Regions from separate parts of the Homo sapiens genome. Here all the other regions are linked to region 1. Evidence: chromatin contacts called from ENCODE Hi-C or POLR2A ChIA-PET data. All regions are on one chromosome and are shown on one strand. The core of a region is the stretch at or near the end of the contact, and the rest is flanking DNA. Distances in the headings are between cores, read along the strand shown. Region 1 holds the start of SUB1 (SUB1 regulator of transcription). Region 2 overlaps PDZD2 (PDZ domain containing 2). Region 3 overlaps PDZD2 (PDZ domain containing 2).

Region 1 (3,672 bases), core at 517-3,016:
GGCACACTGCCCAGGTTCCCTCAGTGACACAGAAACTGAATGAAAACTTGTTAAAGCAGGAAGGGTTGCAGATGGAGGGGATACCATATTAGTTTAAGTGTACGTGGTTTACCTTGAATATTAAGCATTTCTTTAGCTAGGTGTGGAGCTGCGCAGTGTCCCATGACAATGCATAATGTCAGTGTTTCTTTTCTTTTTTTTTTTGAGACGGAGTTTCACTCTGTCATCCAGGCTGGAGTGCAGTAGTACAATTTCAGCTCACTGCAACCTCCACTTCCCAGGTTCATATGATTCTCCTGTCTTACCCTCCTGAGTAGCTGGGCACACGCCACCACGCCCGCCTAATTTTTGTGTTTTTAGTAGAGACGGGGTTTCACCATATTTGTCAGGCTGGTCTCGAACTCCTGACCTCAGGCGATCCACCCGCCTCGGCCTCCCAAAGTGCTCGGATTACAGGGGTGAGCCACCGCGCCTGATGTCAGTGTTTATTTTCATGGCTTCTTTTATTTCATTATGATGGAGAGTTTCACAACAAACTAAGGGATTAGTTTGTATTTTTGTCAGCATTTAATCCTTTAAAAGTCAGGTAATTCTAGAAAGGGACGTGTGGGGGATGCTTTCACGTTTAGTGTTCAGACTTTGATTCCATCCGCTGTGTTCTTTGCGTCTCAACCCCATTACACATTCCGCTCCCAGCTTTAATGTTTGCAGGGAATATATAACTCTCTTCTCCTATAAGGGTGGGATGGGTGGGAACCACAGGTCTAACTGCTCCATATGTAGATCCAAACACTCCTCCCTTTCTGCAACCCACTGCCCTTCCTTAGCCTCTGTGGCATCTCCGATGTGCAATTCTGAGCTTCGACAGGATTCCATCCTCTACTTTGTAAAATCCCATACCATTCCTCTACCTGAGGCAGGAAAATAGGGTCTGGAGGGAGAGAACATAAGGACAATTCACGCTTCAGCTGTAACAGGAAATATCCTCTCCATAGGGCGTTAACTTTGGTTTCCTCGTCTATAAAATGGAGAGAACAGTCATTTCTGCTTTGGAACATGCTTGTTAGGATGAGTAATGTAAATTGCCTCCTGCAGCGTCTGACACGTAGTGGGTGCTTGATAAATCTTTGTTAATAGATATGCCTTTATATTGATTCTTAGCTGTAGGAAGTATTCATTCAAATACATATTCAAATAATCTTTTAGCTATATTCCTGCTTGTATATGGATTCCTCTTGCCTTCTGTGAACTCCCTTACATCTCCAGGACTTCAATACAGGAATAAGGAGTACTCCAAAGATTTCTTGCACTTTCTGGAATTAAACGCTGTGACTTTAGCTTCCTTCCTTTGGATTTTAGGAGGCAGAGGCATGTATTGAGGTGGGTGAAGTGGGGTAGGAAGACCATTTCTGGGAAAATGGGCCAGAGTATTGATCTTTTTCATTATGACCCCTTCGCTTCATTAGAGTAAACATTTATTGAACAAACGCAAAGCTTGGCGCTTGTCACTCATGTTTTATTGGCGTTTTCCTTTTTTTTAATTTTTTTTTAAGCTATCTCCTACAGGAAGGATATTAGCTCTTTCATTCTCTCAAGGGTCAGATGTAATCTTCCAACATCTGACTTTCGCGTCACCCATTTAGGAAGAGACGCGGTCCCTTTAAGGCCCTGGAAAGGGTCTAAGTGTTGGTTTCTGTGGGGAGGCCACGCCCCATCACGTGACCGCAGCCCCAGCGCGGCGGGGCCGGCGTCTCCTGGCTGCCGTCACTTCCGGTTCTCTGTCAGTCGCGAGCGAACGACCAAGAGGGTGTTCGACTGCTAGAGCCGAGCGAAGCGTGAGTGCGCGGGACCCCCTACCCCTACTCCTCGGGGCCCCCACCCTCCCAGCCGGGCCGTGAGCTGCCTTCGGCCCTCCACTCCTCTCGCCGGCAATGGCCGCGGGAAATGGCGGCTCTGCCTTACCTCCCCCTTCCCCTCGGCGTCCCCGGCCCCCTTCTCCGTTTCTGACTCCACGCCTGACGCGCTGTGGGCCCTTCCGCGGTAGACTCCTGTCCCCGGGGAGCCGAGTCGAGGCGGCGGGCGCTGCGGCCCGGGGCGGTAGATTGAGGGCGGCCGGGGAGTGAGGAGTCGCGGGGAGAGAGTCGCGGCGTCCCCGGGACAATGCGGCGGCGGCCTGCCTAGGTGGGGCGCGTGCGGTTACCTACTCTTCCCCCGCCCCTCGCCCTGAGCGGGGCGCTCTGGAGACTGGGAGAGCGGATGCGGGCGGGAGGGGGCCGGGGGAAGAACGGCTGATGTGCAGGGGGAGGGAACGCTTCGAGAGAAGAAAATGGCGCTTGGTGCAAATCCCGCCCCTTCCCACGCCGTCTTCTCCGCACTTCGCCGCCTCCCACGCCCCCTCCGACCAACCTGTCTCCCCTCGCCCGAGCGGCTGCTAGCCACGGGGTTCTAGCGGCTTGCTGGGGCCGCGCGACCCCTTCCCTGGTCTTGTGCTTGTCACCTTCCTGTTATACCGAAGTCGTGTGCCCTTCAGTCCTGGTTCATTTTCACCTCGTTTTTTTCTGATCTTTCCCTCAATCAGCAAAGGCTGAAGATTTCGTTTCTCTTTTTAAAGTTGCGTTTTGTATAAATTCTACAATAGTGGTTTCAGTATCAGTTACTTGAATTACAAGCTGCTTCTCCCCCCACCCCCACATTGGAACAGGCTCATTAAGGTAAATATATATTTGTTAAAAGTTTAGAGGCTGGTTTTAGTTACCGTTACCTTTCTTCTCCAGTGGACTTCTTTGGGTTGAGTACCAGGTGGTTCTTTGAAAAATTCTTAGGCCCCCAGGCAGTTTTTGATAACAGACGGTAGTTATGATCGACAGTTTCAAAGTGAAAAATTATGTTCAATTTAATTACCTTTTTAAAAAATATCTTTTTGTCGTATTAATTAGCATAAAAAACTTAACTAAATTGATTTTAGAGATGAGGTTGCAAAATGGAGCAGAAACAGGAAAAACGGATAAAACGTGGTCATGAACATTGCTTTTCCCTTCTGAATTTACCCTTGAAGACATTACCAGTTAAAATCAGATTGAGCTTTTTGAATTTAATGGCTAGGATTGGGGTGGCCCACTTCTTTTTCCTTGACCTCCTATTTTGGAACATATGCAATGTCAGTGCTAATGCAAGTTTCATCTAGAGAGCTAGATTATTTATGATTTTTTTTTAAGGAGGAATTTTAAGTCTTTTTTTCTTGTATTAAACAAATACAGTGTGTGATGTGTTTATTAGGCCCTTTAACGCATACAGAAATTAGCTAATTTATGCCTAGTGTTCCATTATTGGAACGCTAAGCATGTGGGAGTTATTTATGTGCTACTGCTCAAGATCATCGCCAAGGTCTGCTTGCATAAATTCAAAAAATTGCAACCTCTGGCATAAATGGGTTAATAGGACCTAATCTCTTCTGAGATGGGGAGAGCAAAAGATATTTTGATAATCAGCGTTTTATGACCTGGTGTTATAAGTGCCTTGAATAGAGGTATCCACGTATCTTGGAATTCCTTGAAATTTGGGGCTTAGGCTTACTGATAGTTTGCTTTCTGCAAACTTGCACTCAGGCACTCAGTAAACACCCACTTGTAAGCAAGGCACTAAGTTATCTATGTCTCTGGGGGGACCTGGGAA
Region 2 (3,672 bases), core at 509-3,008, 590 kb before region 1:
GTTCAGGCTTTAACGTGCCCATCACCTGAATAGTGAACATTTTTCTTGATAGATAATTTTTTAGCTCTCACCCTGCTTCCCCGTTTTCCAGTCTCCAGTGTCTGTTATTCCACTCTGCACGGACAGCCATTGTTCACCTCCCACTTATGAGTGAGAACATGGAGTATTTGACTTTGTGTCCTGAGTTATTTCACTGAAGGTAATGGCCTTTGGTTCCATCCATGTTGCTGCAAAAGACATGATTTAATTCTGTTTTATGGCTGAGGAGTATTCTGTGGTATATACCACATTTTCTTTTCTTTTTTTTTTTTTTTTTTTGAGACGAAGTCTCACTCCGTCACCCAGGCTGGAGTGCAGTGGCGCGATCTTGGCTCGCTGCAGCCTCTGCCTCCTGGGTTCAAGCAATTCTCCTGCCTCAGCCTCCCAAATAGCTGGGACTATAGGCACACGCCACCATGTCCAGCTAATTTTTTGTATTTTTAGTAGAGAGGGGGTTTTACCATGTTGGCCAGGCTGGCCTCGAGCTCCTGACCTCTAGTGATCTGCCTGCCTCGGCCTCCCAAAGTGCCGGGATTACAGGCATGAGCCACCACACCTGGCCTGGTGTATACCACATTTTCTTTATCCAGTCAGCCATTGATAGACACTTAGGTTGATTCTGTATCTTTGCTATTGTGAATAGTGCAGGGCGGGGCCTTCTTTGTCTTTGTTTCCCGTCTTAGCTCAGTGCCTTGTAGGTATTTATTAATCAAGGCCCCAAGAATACTAGTCCTGGGAGATGGGACCCTGAAGTTCCTGCCTCAGTTCTGCCATCCCCAGCACTGTGGCCTTCAGGTTGCTGCGGCCTTTCTCTGGCCTTCTGTTTTCTCACCTATAAACTGAGCATTTTGGTCTGATGACTAAGGGACTTCCAGCTCTGACATTATGCTCACCCATTTCTTACTGATCATTCTGAATAAGAAGGGGTAAGCAAACGGTTTCAGAAAAGGTTTGCAACTAGCGCCGGAGTATTTACGGCAGCAAGATTCTGGTTGGATTGTGTCTTCTCACATATGGGGCAAAGTTGCTGTTATAAAGTTTTATTTTTGGTTCCAGCAGTAATGAGGTCATTTAAATGCTGTGAGACAGCTCCCTTTAATGTACCGCTCCTGTTTTGGTAAATAAATCCCTTCGTTGGCTTCAGTGAAGGGATACATGTGTGAACTCACGCAGTAATTGGCAGTTTACAGGAAAGGGTAACACTCCAACAACATTAGTGCAGAAGTCCATAGCATCCAGTTTTTCAGGGTTTGGCTTTTTCTCAATAGGCTGACAAAGTCTTGTTGCCCTTTAAGCTAATGTAAAAGAAAACAAATGCCCAAACCATCTGTCTAGACAGGGTCTGTTGCAGAACTCGGTCTCTCCAACTGGACCAGGGTTCACACAATGAACACTGGCAAACAGACAGATCTCCCATCTGTGTGAGCTTCTTAACCTCAGTCGCAAGGACCATCATGGAACTGTAAGATTAGCGGATAAACATTCTATATTTGTTCATTCAGTGCTATTTATGGGATATTATAATGTGGTAGACACTGTTCTAATTGCTAGAGAACTAGTTGGTAAACAAGACAGACAAGGTTCTTATCTCACAGCATTTATAGCATACCACAAACAATAAATAAGCAAATCCACAAATCACAGTGTCAGAAGCTGATGAGTCAATGAAATAAAACAGGGTGAAGTGAAAGCTGGCCGGGCAGTGTCATGGGCAGGGGGCTGGTTGATGTTGGGTGTCAGAGCAGGAAGATCTCAGTAAAGAGGCGATGTTTGAGCTGAGGATTGAGTGTCAGAAAAGGGCAGCCCTGCATAATCCGGGGCAGAATGTTCCCAGGGAAGAACCAGCAAAGCATCTGCCCTCAGGCAGGAATGACAGAGTGTTCCATGAGAAAGACACTGGGCACCAGGAGATGATTCAGGAGGTGTGGGCAGGGCTGGTTACAGAGGTTCGCATATGCCACCTTGGAGTTTGAACCTTATTCTCGGTCCTGTGGGAAGTTGTTGGAGGGCTTATGCTGAGTGCATCACAGCCTATGTTTTTTAAACCTTCCCCTTGGATGTTTGATGGAGGATAATGGATTGTAGGAGGTGAAATTTAAAAGGGAGACCAAACTGGAGGCTATTGTGGTCACCCAAGCTAAAGATGCTGGTCACTTTGACGGGGGAGGTTAGGGAGAGGAGAAGGCCAAAGTCGGTGGATCTGGCATCTATTTCGGAAGTAGACTCTACAGATGGTGCTCGTGGTTCAGATGTGGGAGATTAAACAGAAGGAATCAAAGATACTTCACGGACTTTTGGCTTGTGGATCATCTTTAGCCTGAGTAGAGGATAATGCTGTTTGCATTGAGATGGGAAAGCCAGGAGTAAGAGAGGAAAAAAGTCCAGTTTTGATTGTACTAAGGTGTATATCAGATACCCAAGTGGAATTGTTAAGGAGGCAGTTGGAAATATCCTTAATATCGTTATATTTAAGTTGGCCTGTTAGATTTTGGCCAGTACAAGTTTTAGCCTAGTAAATATCAGACACTGATTTATTTTTTACTGAACGTTGCTGTAGGCAAATACCTTTAAAACTGACAATTGTGGGCCCGGCACGGTGGCTCACGCCTGTAATCTCAGCACTTTGGGAGGCCGAGGTGGGCAGATCACCAGTGGTCAGGAGTTCAAGACCAGCCTGGCCAATATGGTGAAACCTTGTCTCTGCTAATAATACAAAAATTAGCTGAGTGGATGTGGTGGTGTGCACCTGTAATCCCAGCTACTCGGGAGGCTGAGGCAGGAGAATCACTTGAACCCAGGAGGCAGAGGTTGCAGTGAGCCAAGATTGTGCCATTGCACTTCAGCCTAGGTGACAGAGTGAGACCCTGTCTCGAAAGAAAAAAACAAAACAACAACAAAAAAAACTGCTAACATTTACTTCTTGTTGCTTGTGTCTTCCTTTGTAGTCCTCTGAACTCCCTTCATTAGATGATCAGAAATTCCAAGGTGAGGAAACTTGCATTAATTTCTTTGGACACTCCCCTCCTATCTCCTACTTTCAATTAAAAAAAAATTATGTTATCGGATAAAAGTGAAAAAGAAGGTCTGTTTCTTGAGTAGTGTAGTTGGGGGCTGTATTACAGATTAGTGATTTCTGCCCTCTGAAGCCAGTTTTATTTGTTAAGTGTTTTGCATGACTTTATTTTTAACGAGTTTTGTGGTTTGGGGCTGGGGGCAGGCAAGTGGAGTGGAAATGTGGGTGCTCTTGATGGAAAGTGTCTTGAACTCTTCTGTCAGTATATATATATATACATTTGAGCTGATATTGTATTCCCATGAACATCGTTTTGCATGTTTCTTGTCACATGTCCTACTTCTAAAAGTATTTAAAAATTAGAAAGGAATGTACCTAGTATTGTCACATCCTTTGTTAACCATACTTACATGTTTTGTTTAACAAAGAGGAGGGGAAAAGGAGAAAAGAATGGTGGTGTAAACTAGTAAGGGGGATGGATAGGTTTTTACTAATTTGCGCTAAAACCCAAATAGATTTTCTTATTTCTGGACTCTAAGAATGGTCCTTGTTGCTCTTGGGAAAGAGGTTCACAGCTTTTCTGTCCTGGGGGAGGAAGAAACACTCATCTTCTAGACCCC
Region 3 (3,672 bases), core at 810-3,309, 570 kb before region 1:
ATGCCCAGGGACCTCTGTGTGCACGGCGTTGAGACAAAGGGAGGTTTTAGGCCCCCAACTGTCTCCCTATTTTCTGCAGTTCAGGGACAGAGGGAGTGAGGCCAAGGTGTTTGTGGTGCTCGTGGGAAACTTAGAAGCACAGATCCCCCAACCTGCTCCGGATCCTCATGAGCACAGACTGGCTTGCACATCATTGTTCTCATTGCCTTCCCAGACACCAGTTCCTGTTATATAGACCAGAGCTGCTGATGCAGAAACTGCCTCATTCTCGGCACCAACCCGCAGCAGGCGGCCACACATGCCAATCCACAGCTCCCTGAGTTGTGCATTTTCTCCCCACTGTCCCAAACTGAACTTCTCTCTCTCCCCAACCTCAGCCCGGGACTTCCCAAGTAGGTCTCAGTTCACTTAGACGTTCCTTAAGCAACACTTCAGCTGGCACAGGACGTATAAAAGGTTGCTTGAAACTCAATGCCTTATGTCGGATTGCCAGAGCAAGATAGGAAAGACGAGACTGCAATGATTGCTGGTCTGAGAAAATAAGATTTACATTTGGGGGTGGTTTTTGTTTGGTTTGGTTTTATATTTAAGAAGATGAAGTGATTATTTAAGTGGGTGGAGGAAGAAAGGAGATAAGAGTAGTTACTTGGGCGAGATGAATTGCCTGGAAAACTGCTGAAGTTTGAATCCTGTGGCACACTCTCAGGGGCCTGTTCCAACTGGCTACCTGGCCTTGCTGCATTTTTATCTAAGGAGTTTGCAGTTCTCTAAGTAAACAGCTCATGTCATTTGCATAGAAAAGCTTTTTTTTTTTTTTTTTTTTGAGACAGGGTCTCACTCTGTTGCCCAGTCTGGAGTGCAATGGCACAATTATGGCTCACTGCAGCCTTGACTTCCTGGGCTCAAGAGATCCTCCCACCTCAGCCTCCTGAGTAGCTAGGATTACAGTTGCATGCCACCATGCCCAGCTAATTTCTTTGTATATTTTGTAGAGACGGGGTCTCCCTATGTTTTCTAGGCTGGTCTCAAACTCCTGGGCTCAAGCAATCCTCCCGTCTCAGCCTCCCAAAGTACTGGGATTGCAGGCGTGAGCCACGTTTCCCAGCCAGAAAAGCAAATATTGTATTTCACATGGATCCTCAAAGAGCAGTGGTCTCCATAATAGAATAGGCACACCCAGAGGAGAAGCCAGATGATCCCTTGGGGTGTGGAAGGAAAATAGTAGAATGTATGTAGGTCTTACCGTGTTTTAGATTGTTTTGTTTTATGTCTACGTTAGGCGTGCTTGATGGCTTCTCAGCCTAGAAAGACTGACATCATAGCATGGAGCATTAGGAAATACAGTTAAAAAAATTTCCTTAGTATGCAATCAACTTTATTATCGTTCTTTGGATTTGAAAAATTCTTTCAGATTTCAATGAAAATAAAATATGAATCATTGGAGCATATAATAAAGTTTCTTGGCCCTGAAGTTAATTTCTTTTATGAACATAATATGTAGAAGTCATGTAATGACTTTCTCACGGGAGGTAAGTTTCTTCCTGTCTTTGCGCATTTCATTAGTGTTCCAAGAAGGCTTCTCACCCCTGTTCCAAATTTTCCTCTTATTTGTACCACTCCTATTTGGTTAATTTCAGTTTATATGTCCTTAAGGGGTTTATGTCTGTGGTCCACAAGCTGAAATGTAAAGTAGAATATATATATATACACACATATATATATATTTTTTTAATTTAATTTTTTTTTTTTGAGACAGAGTCATCCTCTGTCACCCAGACTGGAGTACAGTGGCACAATCTCAGCTCACTGCAACCTCCACCTCCATGCCTAGCTAATTTTTGTATTTTTAGTGGAGACAAGGTTTCACCATGTTGACCAAGCTGGTCTCAAACTCCTGACCTCGTGATCCGCCTGCCTTGACCTCCCAAAGTGCTGGGATTACAGGCGTGAGCCACCACCATGCCCAGCCAAAATAGAATATATTAAGACTCAAAGGAAGATGGCTGTTCAGAAATGAAACTGAAATAAAAATTTCTTCTGCCATAGACAAAATTATGGCAATAACCACACGAAGTGGGAACAGGGTAACGTGGCTCATTTTTGCATCATGTATCTCAGGATAACTCTGTTTATGAGCTTCGCTGAGCCTCTAAGGTAACAAAAATCCTTGAGATGTGTCTTCTGAGACTGTAATGTAGATAATGTTGCTGCACTGTCAGAATCTTACTCTTAAGAGGAACAGGAGATCCTCACTTAGTTTCAGTTTCAGTTATTGTGCTGGATTATAGGCAAATGACAAAATGATCTTTTTTTTTTTCTTTTTTTTTTGAGACAGAGTCTCACTGTCACCCAGGCTGGAGTGCAGTGGCGCGATCTCGGCTCACTGCAACCTCTGCCTCCCAGGTTCAAGCGATTCTCCTGCCTCAGCCTCCCAAGTAGCTGGGACTATAGGTGCACACCACCATTCCTGGCTAATTTTTTGTATTTTTAGTAGAAACAGTGTTTCACCATGTTGGCCAGGCTGGTCTTGAACTCCTAACCTCAAGTGATCTGCCCACCTCAGCCTCCCAAAGTGCTGGGATTACAGGAGTGAGCCACTGCACCTGGCCAACAAAATGATCTTCGACGATGCATAGATGAGTTAGATAAATGGGCATTGGGTGCCGGGGGGAAAAAAACCCCACCTTACTTAAAGACTTCATGTGCATTGAAGACTTGGAATTTTTTTTTTTTTTTTTTACATTTTCCTCTTTTTAGCCACATCTTATGCAACATGGTAGCACACAGCCTGAGAAATAAAGCAAAATACAAGAGGTCAGAAGTTCCCCTGTGGAATCCAGGGCAGAAATTTCACAAAGAAATGGAGCGATTTAGGACAAACTCCTCACCCCACCCCCTACCGTTACTGTTTGCTTGCCTTGATTTTTTTTTTAATTGTTGTTGTTTTTGAGACAGCCTCGCTCTGTCACCCAGGCTGGAGTGCTGTGGCATGATCTCGGCTCACTGCAACCTCTGCCTCCCGGGTTTAAGCAATTCTCTTGTCTCAGCCTCCTGATTTCAAGCAATTCTCATGCCTCAGCCTCCCGAGTAGCTGGGATTACAGGCACCTGCCACCATGCCTGGGTGATTTTTGTATTTTTTAGTAGAGATGGGGTTTCACCATGTTGGCCAGGCTGGTCTTTAATTCCTGACCTCAAGTGATCCACCTGCCTCAGCCCCCCAAAGTGCTGGGATTATAGGCATGAGCCACCGCATCTGGCCTCCTGACAGAGACTTTCTAACTCCTCCACGCCTTCAGTAGTCTCTCCTTTCTCTGATTGCCAGTCTTACCTGTTTCTCACATTTTAGCACTTAAAATCAGAACGTCAGCTCCCGGTTTGTTAATGGGCAGGTGTTTTCCAAAATTTGTTGGTAAAGCTTTTGTTTGGATATTCAAATTTATTTCCCCTTGAAACAAATATATCTACTTAGTAAATATCTGTGGAATTATCTTTTAAGCTATGAGTAGCAAAAAAGGTGGCCTTTGTGTCACCCACTTACCCCTCCTCTTTAGCTCCTGGGGCAGACATCTGGAATTCTTCCTAGCACTCTTCCTGCTGATACCAGATACAACTGCAGTAGTTCATAACATGACCCTGCAGGTGCCCACAACCAAGGCATTGTACGAATCAA

The links. A loop is a pair of places that touch in the nucleus more often than their neighbours do. ChIA-PET counts read pairs that join two places held with the same protein, here RNA polymerase II (POLR2A). Pooled maps may share reads with other maps.
Region 2: a loop to region 1 is called in a map with no recorded cell type, with 8 times the contacts of the local background. The contact joins the enhancer-like site here to the promoter of SUB1 in region 1. A Hi-C loop is called at or near these places in 7 of 37 single-sample maps with no recorded cell type and 3 of 50 pooled maps. POLR2A ChIA-PET finds 5 or more read pairs at or near these places in 1 of 52 experiments (activated CD4-positive, alpha-beta T cell).
Region 3: a loop to region 1 is called in a pooled map, with 9 times the contacts of the local background. The contact joins the enhancer-like site here to the promoter of SUB1 in region 1. A Hi-C loop is called at or near these places in 4 of 50 pooled maps. POLR2A ChIA-PET finds 5 or more read pairs at or near these places in 3 of 52 experiments (K562, OCI-LY7 and activated T-cell).

The regions. Positions count from the first base shown.
Region 1 is chr5:32,583,791-32,587,462 of GRCh38, forward strand. SUB1 (SUB1 regulator of transcription) reads left to right here and starts at 1,767. Exons shown (of 5, transcript NM_006713.4): 1 at 1,767-1,835. RefSeq lists silencers at 1,941-2,040, 2,081-2,350.
Region 2 is chr5:31,989,123-31,992,794 of GRCh38, forward strand. The region is part of intron 3 of PDZD2 (PDZ domain containing 2); the gene reads left to right. Among named protein-coding and RNA genes, the nearest start is that of MIR4279, 55 kb to the left of the region's middle. Within about 2 kb of position 1,759, at least 2 of the 41 ENCODE cell types and tissues checked have a DNase peak (open chromatin) inside an H3K27ac peak, as active enhancers do.
Region 3 is chr5:32,018,337-32,022,008 of GRCh38, forward strand. The region is part of intron 6 of PDZD2 (PDZ domain containing 2); the gene reads left to right. Among named protein-coding and RNA genes, the nearest start is that of MIR4279, 84 kb to the left of the region's middle. RefSeq lists enhancers at 2,009-2,058, 2,079-2,188. Within about 2 kb of position 2,060, at least 7 of the 41 ENCODE cell types and tissues checked have a DNase peak (open chromatin) inside an H3K27ac peak, as active enhancers do; they include OCI-LY7, where a contact is called at or near this core.